Linked DNA regions of Homo sapiens: region 2 is linked to region 1. Evidence: chromatin contacts called from ENCODE Hi-C or POLR2A ChIA-PET data. All regions are on one chromosome and are shown on one strand. Each heading gives the region's core, a stretch centred on a gene start or an enhancer-like site at or near the end of the contact. The rest is flanking DNA. Distances are from core to core; before and after follow the strand shown.

Region 1 (6,467 bases), core at 2,933-5,432:
TTTTCTCTCTCTCCCTCTGTACTCCATATGTTATGTTGAAGTTGTTTACCTACACTACTGAAATTTGTGCTTTTTTTGGACAGGGATCTATGTTAAAGTGTCCAATAAGGCAGCACAACATTAATGCTGCTTGTAAGGAGAAATGGATGAATGAAATAAAGCAAAGGAAGTTATTTAGTTGTTCCCTGGCAATGGGGCAAGAATATTAAAGCACAATGAGTTTCAGAGAGAGGTGACAACTTTGAGGAGTTCAGTCTCAAAATGGTCACTTGTGGCACTTCAGCATTTTCAAATAATATTACAGACTTGATATTTCTGATTTATGATTCTGATAATAAAATTCCTGAGATCCCATTCTAGATCTAGGCTTTGGTCAAGCTAACAAAACTTTCCAATCCTCATTTTCTTAACCTTTGAACTCATTTTGCATGGCTGCTGTGCAGGGAACCACACTTGGCTCCTCTTCACTAACTTCCCTGAAATGCTATTGACTCCTTGGCAATGTGCTCTCAGACCTTTTCTCTGACTTTATTTATTTATTTATTTTTGTTGTTTCCTTTCAGTTTGGGTACTTCCTGCGGAATACATTCAAGTCTATGGTTTGTATCCTGTTTCTCTCCCTCCCTTTGTCTTTCTCATCAATGTTTTTTGAGAACTTTTCAAATTGTACTTTATGTTCACATCTTAAGTTCAAGTAGTGTTAATTCTTTATTTACCACCTCAAATGCAGACTGTTTTTGCATGATTTGGAGTTTTGTCTGATCCTTTTACTTTTTCTTATGTCATTTTTAAGACTTGTCTTTGAAGATTACTTTGTAGGTGTATTTTATAGCCAATTAAATATATTTTAAAATATTTTTCAGTTTACTCATCCATGAATGAGTAAACTGGACATTTATCAAGAGCTGGTGTTTGTCAATAAGGGTACATGGTCTTCATTTGTGAAAAGAAACTCATTTAGATATTAAGGTTTATTAGCTTATTGTTCATTTCCTTACTCTCTTCCACGGGAGGAGTATATTTCCCTTCCCCAGAAGACAGGTTAATTGTACAATAACTAGAACAACTTCCAATATCATATTGGAAAATAATCAACTTTCATATTATTGAGCTCTGCTGCAGAGGTGGCTTTTTCAACTCCAACTGCCATTCTGAAGAAAAGAAATGCACAACAAACTACTACCTCTGCAATATACTGTTACCATGAGTTTTCCTGTCCACATTCTTGCCAAAGCAGTGTAATTTTTCAGTGTACCATGGCAATATGTGCTAAGAGCTCTTCTTTTCTAATTATCTGGTTGTTTTCTGGAAGTCAAAGTCTCCAAAAGTTGTAATAAGAAAATAAAAATACTTTGTCTCACCAGCTGGGTGCTATGGCTCACACCTGTAATCCCAGCACTTTGCGAGGCTGAGGCGGGTGGATCACAAGGTCAGGAGTTCGAGACCAGCCTGGCCAATATGGTGAAACCCTGTCTTTACTAAAAATACAAAAATTAGCCAGGCATGGTGACGGACGCCTGTAGTCTCAGCTACTCGGGAGGCTGAGGCAGGAGAATCACTTGAACCCGGGAGGCGGAGGTTGTAGTGAGCCGAGATCGAGCCACTGCACTCCAGCTTGGGAGACTGAGTGACACTCTGTCTCAGAAAAAAAAAAAAAAAGAAAGAAAGAAAGAAAGAAAAGACCTTGCCTCAAAAAGGTAGCATTCATAGAAGAATTCTCCAGTTTTTTTCCTTGTTTCAGACTTTTCTGGGTATTCGTTTGTTTGTTTGTTTGTTTCAACAGTAACTGTGGGTTCACTAAGGTTGGACTTTCTCACCCCAGGCCCATTTGAATTCATCCTATGTGGGTTTTGGTCATTGTATGCCCTTTACTGTTCTTCATTTGTGTTTTATATATTGGATTAGAGAGCTGCATTAAGAACTTCTAGTTACATGCCATTTAAATTGAAGAAGGTTCTTATGTGTCTAACTAATAAAATTTCCCTCTCTCTTAGAATATTCTGTATTTTGTACTTTTTACTGGGTCAAGGATACTGTTTTCCTTGTTGTCATAAATTATTGCAATTTAACTCTATATAAATATAGATTTTTAAAAATAAAATTTGGGTGGAATACAGGATTTTAGAAGCTGTGGCTCTCTGATGTTTCCAAGGATTCAGTGTGGGTCACCAAGAGAGCATTTATTCTAATAATTTATTGTAAAAATATTCAAACTTGCAGCAAAGTTGAAGTAATTTTGCAGGGAACAGACTTGTACCTACCATCTATATTTTGCCTTTAACATTTTTTTTCTACTTGTTTTATCACGTCTGTCCATCTATCCATCAATTAATTTATCACAGTTTTGGATGCATTTCAAAGTAAATTGAGAAAACTAGTATACTTCTTCTTAAATAGTTCTGTATAAATATTATTAGAGTTCATTATTAGTTTACTTTTTTCTTTATGTAAAAACTTACATGTAAGGTACATATACATTTATTGAGTTTTGCAAACACATACACGTGTGTAACACAGACCCCTATCAAGTTACAGAATATTGCCATCACCCTCTTACTCTTTCAAAAAGTACAATTTCAGGATATTATAATCTGACAAAGTTAGAAAGGAGGCAATTTCCTCCAGAAATACCCCCAAGGCTAACTCAGTTTCCCCACTACATTTATGTGCTGGTAGAAAAGGAACTCTTTCTTCCCTGCAGTTTCTTAGATTTTGTACTTTTGCCACAGAAGTTAGTGCTTGGGAGTGTGGAGAGTAAAGAGCCAAATGGAAACAGAAAAAGCCATGTCATCATTAAAAATAAACAGAGACACAAATATGTCAGAGGGCAGAGGCAGACACTTCATTGTGCAAGTGATTTATGAGGAAGCTAATTTTAAACAAGCCTGGGCTGCGTGGTGCCTTTCAGCCAAACAAACAGGCAAAGCGCCCTTTCGACAGCAGCCGAGAGCTGCTGATCTCCTCAAGGAATAATCTCATTTTCTTGGTGGTGTAAAAGGCACTAAGTGGCTGTTTTCTGTCTAAGGAAACCCGGCTGAGTCACTGAAGGCAGGCCCTGTTAAATGCCAGAGAGTAACAAGACAAAGACCTGCCTTCTACAAGTTAAACCCACAAAACAAAACACTGACACATTAACAACAAATCAAGCAGGTTTCCCTCTGTTTATTCCATGTCCTACATTTCTTTTCCCTTAAAATGGCACTAGGATATGAGAGAGAGGGATTGGCCACCCAGGAAATTAGTACATGGCTCTCTGGCCTGGCTATTCATGTCTGCTTTGTAACACAGATCAGGCAGGCACTGAGAGTTATCCCTGGGGGAGCCAGCCAAGGAACTGAGAATGTAGAAACAGGAGAGGCAAGCGGGCCAGGCTCACATGTGGAGGAGACATTGCAAAGCTGTACAAGGCAGCCAGCCTAGGATTAGTAGAATCTATCTTTAGATTGGAGGCCTTAGGCTATTAGTTTTCTCTGCCTTCAGGTTTGAGCCTTTTCCAAATGCCAATGCTGAAAAATCTGTAGTTCAATAGTCTGCTGCATGGGAAATTCTTATAGCCAAGCACATTTAGGTGTGTGTGTGTGTGTGGTGTGTGTGTGTGTGTGTGGTGTGTAGGGATTGATTGTCAGCAGTAATTTCAGTGAATGAACATTTAATACGGACCCTCAATATATAAGGTTCAAAAGCCACATGAAAGGTATAAAAAGATTGAGGTGCTAGATTAAAGAGAGAATTTCTTTGGGAAAATGTGTTGGAGTATTTTTCCTACTGCCATTCCAAGAAGGGGTGGGTAGGGGATGTGGTCCCCTTGCCTCAAGTCTAGTGAGAGAGGCTGGAAAAACCCAATTAGGGAGTTAGATTGCTTCCTTTGGATGTAATGAATAGTGCGGATGTTTCACAGGGTTCCAACAACTAGTGAGGCCCGAGCACTGACAAATGAGAACTGAAATCATTTGTGCATTTGGAGTCAGCTCTTGCAGGGTCTGGCTTTGCCAAGTATTTTCTTTTAGGTTCCTGAATAGTGGGAGGTCTGGAGGTCCTGGGAAGAGGCTGAGGAGGCAAGGGTATTGGCAGAGGATTTGACGGGAGCTCAGAGCAGAAGTTATTTACCAATTGTTACAAGAGGACTTCAAACATGCAAAGCCAGTTCGCCCTACTAGGGCATACCAGTTAACTAGCAGACCTGAACAGCGGATGGAGTAGGGGCTGCTGGGGTTACAGAGTACCTGCACTTCTGCCAAGCACTGGTAAAGGTGCATGTTTCCCATGGAGATGTCAGCCATATGAGCAGGAGGAAGAGAACTGGCCCTTATCACCTTAAAGGGACTTTACCCAAGAAGGTTGTCTGGAAGGGAGATAGGACAACAGTTGAGACATTATATGGTGGAGAAGAAACCCCCAAAACCAAGGTGCTTTTATGCTATAAACTCTCTCAGCAGTCTTTGGCAATAGATGACCCCTTCTTAGGTTACTGTTTTTAAGTACATAAATTAAATCCATAGAATTGCCAAAGGAATCCTCTTTAAGTAGAGTTATCAAAATATTTCAAAATTTTTATAACATTAAATAACCAGATTTAGCATCAGTCCTAATAACTATCATTATTTTCATAATTTTAAAACATTGATAAGTGTAAACAACATTTTGAAATACCTTCACAATTGCAATGTAATATGAAACGATCTGTATATGGGTGCTCATCAATTAAGGTATTTTTAAGCCTCCACCTCTTTTCTCTCCTGGCTTCAACCAGGAGGTTCGAAGTCAACACCAGGCTGTGGTAGGGGATGGAAGGAGACAACAGAGTAGAAAAGACAAAGTCCCTCTTTCCCCATCAGTGGATTTCCAACCTATTGCAGGTTCAAGTGAAGGGACAGGCTTTAACTTTGAGTGAAACTCAGAATTTCAAATATTACACTGGACTCGGGATATTCATCAGTGAACAGACACTATTTTAGGCAACTAAAATGCCTGGAGTTTCTTTGGTTATTTCAGAGGGAATCTGGAAGCTGTGTGGTCTTTTCTGCCCAGGAGTTCATCCAGGGTTAGGGAAAGGTCTGATCCATGGCACAGGTTTGAGTGAGCAATTACGGGGGAAATGAAGTTGCTTTGGTATTGCATCCTGTGAGTCCTGCTGGTCCAATGTACTAATCCCATGAAGATGTAAGGTGTGTGTGTGCGTGTGTGTGTGTGAGTGTGTGTCTGTGTGTATGTGTGTGTGTGTGCAATTAAAAAAATAAACACTTTCTCTGCCTGAAAAATAGTACGTTATGGTGAGTAGGAGCATGGTCAATGAAACAAAACTGCCTGTGAAAAAATTCTAGTTGGACCACTTACTGCAAAACCTTGAGTAATTTCCTTAACCCCTCTTTGTCTTAGTTTACTCATCTGTAAAATGAGGCTATTGATAATGTTATATGTAGCCCATAAGGATAAAAACATGATTAAATGTGTTAATTTACACAAAATTCTTAGAACACTGCCTGGTGATATTCAATTATAAGCTATGTTGTTATCGTTGTTGTTGTTAATTGAATTACTTTTCCCCCTGACATTTGCAATGGCCTCTCAGGAACCTCTGTTGAATCCTAGAAATCTGAAAAGTAAGAGTTGGATACCACAATTTTAGAACATCTGTATTTCCTTCCTAGAGGTTGGGTATTTTGGCTAATTCTACACTCCATGCTCTAGTGAAAGAAATGTCTCAACCATCTGGAACATCTGTGTCCCCAGCACTTCCCAAGAGACTACACCTGACCAACCACCTCCCGGGCAGGCTCTAGGTCATAGTCCAGGCATTTTTGTTGTTTCATCATCTCAGATAAAAGCTGTCATGAACCCACTATGCTGTAAGATAAAACCTTCAGAAGCTATTTATGTAGAAAGTAGTTGTTAAATATTGCAGGTAGCTAAGGGCCTTTTCAGTTGCTAAGGGAGGTGTTATACTTAAATTTCAGCAACAACAAACCAAACAGCTGTGGATACACCTGATGTGTGGATAGATGTTTCTGGCAGTTGTGGTGGAATCGAAAGATTATTGGGCCAGGGTCAGGCAATCTTGGATTTAAAATACTGTTTATCACTCACCAACTGAGTGAAATTTAGTATGCTCCTTAATGTCTCTGAAACTTAGTTTCCTTTTAAGCATAATCCGGATAACAAATAATTTCTTTGTGCAGTTGTCAGAATTACATGAGATAAGGCTTAGGTGTTCAGTTGGTGTTGACACATTCCCTCCACCCTTTACATGAGAGGAATGCTATTCAGATGCCAGCTGCAGATCTCTGTTCCACTGGAGAGGAAGCTAAACATGACTCAACCTCCCTTCTTCCCACCTAATGGGTTCAATGGTCTGTGGAAGTCTTAACACTCTTCAGTATTCCTTGTGAATTCCGTGTGAGGGGATGGAAATGGAGAGTCATATTCCTCCAGGTGGCTCAGCATTGTAGGGTCTTATGTCCAAGCATGCT
Region 2 (6,467 bases), core at 2,013-4,512, 210 kb before region 1:
TTTTTGTTTTTATTTAGACAGAGTCTCACTCTGTCGCCCAGGCTGGAGTGCAGTGGCAGGATCTCGGCTAATTGCAACCTCCGCCTCCCAGGTTCAAGCGATTCTCGTGTCTCAGCCTCCTGAGTAGCTGGGACTACAGGTGCACACCACCATGCCTGGCTAAGTTTTTGTATTTTTAGTAGAGATGGGGTTTCACCATGTTGGTCAGGCTGGTCTCGAGCTCCTGACCTGAGGTGACCTGCCCGCCTCAGCCTCCCAAAGTGCTGAGATTACAGGCGTGAGCTACCATGCCTGGCCAGTGGTTTTTATCTTTCATTTCTTTTTTAATATGGTGCATCACATTGATTGGTTTGCATATGTGAAACCAACATTGAATCTTAGGGATAAATCCCACTTGGTCATGGTGTATAATTTTTTTTATGTATTACTGAATTCAGTTTGGTAACATTTGAGGATATTCATCAGAGATATTGGCTGGTTCTTGCCATTCACACACAATGGTCACTACTTGAGGAATGAATATGTTAATTTGTTTGACTGTATAAATACATTTATGTATCTGTTATATATTTAATTTGTATATCTTATATATGTATATATGTATATCTTATATATGTAATTTGTTTCACTATTGTATGCATATCAAAACATGATGTTATATACTTTAAATATATAAAATTTTTATTTTAGAAAGGGCACATGATCTGGTTAGCATGAATCCCATCCAGGTGCTGAACACAGGTCTGCCTCAAGAAAGGGACTCAGATCTGTTAAGCCCTTCCTCTTTCCCTCCTACTCCCCAGGCTAGGCCAGCCACTTTCTTCCCTTCTGCTGTCAGTCATCCTCTCACTGGATGTCATGTTCACTAATGATTGATGCCACTCCCAATGATCTATGGCCTTTCATACAGCATTCCATACATTTTGAGCATCTACTCTATAATCACTGTGTTAGGGGTTACATGTACAACAAATGAGTCAAACAGTCCCTCAGTCCAAGGAGCTTAGAGAGGGTTTCAAGTTTTTATAATCATGGTCCACAGTAAATATATGTAGACAATCCAGTATACATGGACACACACATAGACATACTGTTTCAAAGTTATATGAAACTATACTTGCCTGGTGATATTTTCCATTCTATTCTAGAGTGGTTTATTTTATTTTATTTAATTAAAAGACCTGGTTATGACCCACTAAATTGACCTCACTACCCTGTTATGATTTTCAGTGAGTACAATTTATTAGGTGCAATTAGAAAACCTTTGCTCTAGAAAAGGAGTTTCCTAGAGTCATTATAATAGAATAAGAAGCATGAACAAGGAAATGGAAGCCAGAAAATAAGTGTGACTCCTTCTAGAAAGATATCTTCTAGGGCTATGCTTCTAAAACTCTAACATGCACATGAAGCCCCCTGAGACTTATTTAAAATGAAGACTCTTATTCAGGAGCAGGGGAGTAATGCCTTAGATTCTGTTTCTTAATATACTTTCAAGAGATGCTCGTGATGCTAGAGCATGGACCACATTTGGAAAAACAGGTTTAGGAAGTAATGTTAAAAGGATGACCAGGAATTATCCAGAGGATAGAGGGAGACAGGAAGGGCAACGTGGTAGAAAGAAGCACATTAGCAATGTTTCCATGGGTTGCATGAGGAATAGAGAGCATCCACATGGTCTTAAAATTATCTATGTGTGGCCGGGCGCGGTGGCTTACGCCTGTTATCCCAGCACTTTGGGAGGCCGAGGCGGGCGGATCACGAGGTCAGGAGATCGAGACCATCCTGGCTAACACGTGAAACCCCGTCTCTACTAAAAACACAAAAAATTAGCCGGGCGCAGTGGCGGGCGCCTAAAGTCCCAGCTACTGGGGAGGCTGAGGCGGGAGAATGGCGCAAACCAGAGAGGCGGAGCTTGCAGTGAGCCCAGATCGCACCACTGCACTCCAGCCTGGGCGACAGAGCAACACCCCGTCTCAAAAAAAAAAAAAAAAAAAAAAAAAAAAAAAAAAAAAAAAAAAAAAAAAAAAAAAATTACCTATGTGTGTGTTACCATGAAAGATAGGGCCTGTCTCTAGCAGTAAGGAGTTAACTAGGACAGCAACAAACCACGGTTTTTGCACAAGGGCAAATTGAGGAAAAGGGAAGCAAAATTTGCAGGTCATCCTTTAAAAATAAATTATGTTTTCATTTTTATTATGAAACACAATATTAGCAACTGCAATTAGAACTCTTATATTTCTCTTTCATGGGTAGGAGGTGGGTAGGGCTGGAGATGAGTAGAACCCTAAACTCAGCAGCAGGTGCTGCACTGTCTGACCACAATGCTGAGACTTGGAGCACATTTTAAAACCTGGGTGGGCTTGGAGGGAGCTGTGGGTTGAGCAGTTTGAGGTTGGAGGTGGCAAATTTTGTGTCAAGATAAAAAAAAATAGCCTCCTATCCTGTGATTCCTAGGTACCAGGGAACAGATTTTAGAGAGAGGAGGTTCTGATTTGAGTTACAAAGAATGAGGTGGGAACAGGGAGGTGGAAGCAAAATACTAAGGGAATGCTTGAATTTCCCTCTTTACCCCCACCTGTACGAGAATTGAGGACTGGACTCCTCATGCCCCCTTTTCCAATCAGTGGTTTTCTTTGTCTTACCATCCCCTTCTCCCGGGTCACTCAAAGAAACTCTTATAAGCTTGGTAAGCACCAGTTTAAATGCCACATTCCCAGTGTCAGCCTGGGTTTGTGACTCAGCCTTGTGGTGAGGACAGAAACTGAAGTCCCATCTGGCAGGGACGATGGGAGAACTGATTGAAGTTCATGGCTCCAGACAGATTTCTCAGCACAACAACTTGAATATGTAGAGCCCGGTAACTTAGATGTTCCTGTGTTCTTTATTTAGTCCATGCTCATTTACTCACTACTGTCATTGGAAAGGCCTTGCTTTAGAGGCAGTGATTATGATGGTCCCTCCAACAAACCCAGTTCCAGCTACCAGTGAGCTTACGGTTTCATGCAACTATGGTATATTTTGGGCGGAATCCTAACATAAAGTGCTCCAAATGTGGTGTGTATTCTACTTTTTACTCCTAACTGGATTGGGAAGTTCATTAAACAGAGCTTTCCTGTTCTCCCTTTGTTCATAAAGAATGATTGAAGAAGTCCAGCTTGTATAAAAAGAATTTGTCCTCATGAAGATGAAGAAAACATGTTTGCGATCCTAACCCAGATCCCGAGGCCTGGCCAGCATGTGCTCACACGGACACTGACTCCTGGCATACTTATCCACTGTTTGAGTTGGCTGGGCTACAATGAAGAGAGCCCAGCACTTGGAGTTTGAAATATTATTTTCTTCCTTAAAATGTGGCTGGAACATACCACAACAGAGTTATCTCCTCGAATGTGGTCCCACTCTGTCATATAAATGAGTTCAAAAGCCTGACAGTGCCAAACCCAAGAGTTTTACACATCTAATTATTTTTTAAAGCCCAAACAAGTAGATTTTTAAAAGCTATTTAGAGCCTACCTGCTTTGCATGACCCAAGAAAACTCATGCAATTGCTCACACCTTGATAAAATGGGGCCTAGTAATTACAAGGACCCCCAACCCATTATTGCCTTTTGGTTTTCTGTCCCAGAGGCTCACCGCTGTGCTGCTGAGTGACACAACTTAGACACGTAAGCCCCTCTCTGATATCCCCTCTTCAGGTAGTTCCCTGTCCCTCCTTCTCTTCTGGGTGATGGCCCCTTCCCTATAAGCCTCTGATAGTCTAGTGCTATGAGGCACTTCCCCTGTCATGTGATCCTGGGCAAGTGCCACCAAAAAAACTTGTATGTTACTGCCTCTCATGGTCATATTTTTTCCCTCATCAGCCCTCAGATCCCTTGATCCTCTTACAGACTCCTATCCCAGATCCACTGAGTCAAAATATTTGGGGAGGGGTGCCTGGAAATGTGCAGTTTTTAAGAACCTCCCCAGGAGATGTGTGTTTCTGTCTGTGTGTACATGCACGTGTCCGCATGAGCACTAAAATTTGAGAACCATCAGTTAGAAGATTTGGCTTGCATCCTGCCTCTGGCACTTGTTATTTGACTTTTGGGAAATTTGCATTCACTCCCTGACCATCAATTTTTTTTGCCTGTGTAAGGTTAAGATGATGATGTGTGTATCAGAGAGATCTGTAGAGACAAAATGTGATGGGGTGCATGAAGTGATTAGAGAATGGTCCACGCATAGGTGTGGTATCTGCATCTTTCTTCCTGTTCCTGCTTCTTTCTGACACTCTTTGGACCTAGCTCTTGTCATCCTAAAATAATCTCTTTCTTACATGAATTTTTGATTCATCTGGGCCTTGTCAGTGTACCAATTCTCTTGTAAATTTATTTGACATACTACTATGCCTACCTGACTTTAAATCTTTTAATTTTCCTGTTCCTCTGCTATTAGATCTCCCATGTAACTGCATTATCTAATGCTATAAAGTGTCCGAGAGCCAGAGTCAGATGACAAATGCTGCACGAGGTACATTTGTATTGTATTGTTACAGTCCTTATCACTAAATTCAGATGGGACCCAAATGCTATTTTTATATAAGATTTTGTTCAGTTCTACTCCAGTGTCTACTGGAGATTTCTGGTTTTGCTAAGTACATTTTTCTCCCTCCTTTCTTAGAATCATCTACTGAAATATAATTATTTTTAGCAACTTTGCTGAGTTGTTTGCAGTTTTGTATGTAAGTCTTTGTTCTCTGGGGACATAATAAATACATGGCCCAGTGTCCCAGTGAATGCAAGGAGAGAAGTGTGAAGTCAAGGTGTGATTCCCTAGTCATGGTTGCTAAATGAGATCATTTACCAAAGGTGCCTTTGTTCACTGTAGAAATCTTTAACCCCTGATGCTTGGATCTTGTATCTTGTTTTTTGTTTTTTTTGTTTTGTTTTGTTTTGTCTTTTTCTTAACATTGAACACTCTCGTCCAAAGAAGATGTCTCTGCCTTTATTTAATCTCTACTCCTCACTCTTCTCCAAATTTTATTAAAAGACACAGCAGGCACCAAATACACATGAAATATCAAGAATTATTTTTCCTTCTAAGGTCAAGGCCAGAGACAGATGCAATGGAAACCCAAAAATAAAATTACATGTGAATTTGACTGTAACACAATGTGACTAGAGTGGGGAAAATGATAATGTAACTCCGGTTTCGTATGTTAACATTGATAGTGAGCAACTAGGAGGTGACTCATATGAAAGTATGCTGGCAGAAGTCAGTTTGTGTAGTTCCAGGGATATGGGTAAATAAAAAGATGAGTTTGAACTATAAAATTGTTGAATGAGGATAGGCAGATATAAAGCACAAATATGGGAATCTCATTTAGAGAAACAAATTGGGTGGCCACTATGAAAAATGACCAGTAAAGAAAGATTTTTAAGATGGGTAGTTCTAGAAACTTGACTGGCAAAAAAAGAAACACTCCACATCAACTTTCTAAATGGAGACCAGATGGACCATTAGCTTCCTAAAGAGTTGCCTAATTTGTACATCCAGAGCAAAGTCCCAAGAAACTAGAGAAGGAAAATTCTGACTTTTTAATGTCTAGAAGGACAAAAATAGAAACAAACATGTATACAGTAGTGCACTCCTGTGAGTTTCTTTTCTTTTTTTTTTTTTTTTTTTTTTTTTTTTTGAGACAGAGTCTCCTTCTGTCATCCAGGCTGGAGCACAGTGGTGTGATCTCTGCTCACTGCAACCTCCACCTCCTGGGTTCAAGCAATTTTCCTGCCTCAGCCAGCTAAGTACCTGGGGTTACAGGTGCCTGCCATATTACTCAGCTAATTTTTTTATTTTTAGTAGAGACGGGGTTTCACCATGTTGGCCAGGCTGGTCTCAAACTCCTGACCTCAGGTGATCTCCCTGCCTCAGCCTCCCAGAGTGCTGAGATTACAGGCGTGAGCCACCACACCTGGCAACATGTGGCCTTGGGGAAAACCAGTCTACTTTGGTCTTTAGTCTTCTCTGTGAAATGGGGATAAAAATAATTCTTTATATTTTCACGTTCAGCTAAGATGGAGTAACAGGGACTGGATTTATTCTTTTACCTGAAACAGTCAATAGTAAATACATTTTAAAAACTATATAGATTATATAATCCAATAATTTGCAAGACACTGGACATCCAACAGTGAAGGGCAGTGATCTCTGAGGGATGAGATCCTTCAAATTGTTTCAGCTTACTGCCATCAGAGATATCCAAGGCCATACATAAGAAGGAAGAACCCAGACAGAGGGTGGTGGGCTCCCTGAGAAGAGGACATGGAGCAGAGAATCCAGGGAGGTCAAGAGGGCTAGAATATCAGAGAAGAAAGAGCTGTTAAGAGAGTAAGCACTCCAGAGATCTAAAAAGGCATCCCTCAGATATTAAACTGAGTACAGATGAATGTGTGTGTGTGTGTGTAAACTACCTGAGGTCAGGAAAAGAA

The links. A loop is a pair of places that touch in the nucleus more often than their neighbours do. ChIA-PET counts read pairs that join two places held with the same protein, here RNA polymerase II (POLR2A). Pooled maps may share reads with other maps.
Region 2: a map of Right ventricle myocardium inferior shows a loop between it and region 1 (2.4-fold over the local background). The contact joins two enhancer-like sites. A Hi-C loop is called at or near these places in 1 of 168 maps with a recorded cell type or tissue (Right ventricle myocardium inferior) and 3 of 50 pooled maps. POLR2A ChIA-PET finds 5 or more read pairs at or near these places in 1 of 52 experiments (activated CD8-positive, alpha-beta memory T cell).

The regions. Positions count from the first base shown.
Region 1 is chr20:39,983,176-39,989,642 of GRCh38, reverse strand. No RefSeq gene overlaps it. Among named protein-coding and RNA genes, the nearest start is that of LINC01370, 18 kb to the left of the region's middle. RefSeq lists an enhancer at 3,150-3,853. Within about 2 kb of position 4,182, at least 19 of the 41 ENCODE cell types and tissues checked have a DNase peak (open chromatin) inside an H3K27ac peak, as active enhancers do.
Region 2 is chr20:40,188,571-40,195,037 of GRCh38, reverse strand. No RefSeq gene overlaps it. Among named protein-coding and RNA genes, the nearest start is that of LINC01370, 190 kb to the right of the region's middle. Within about 2 kb of position 3,262, at least 4 of the 41 ENCODE cell types and tissues checked have a DNase peak (open chromatin) inside an H3K27ac peak, as active enhancers do.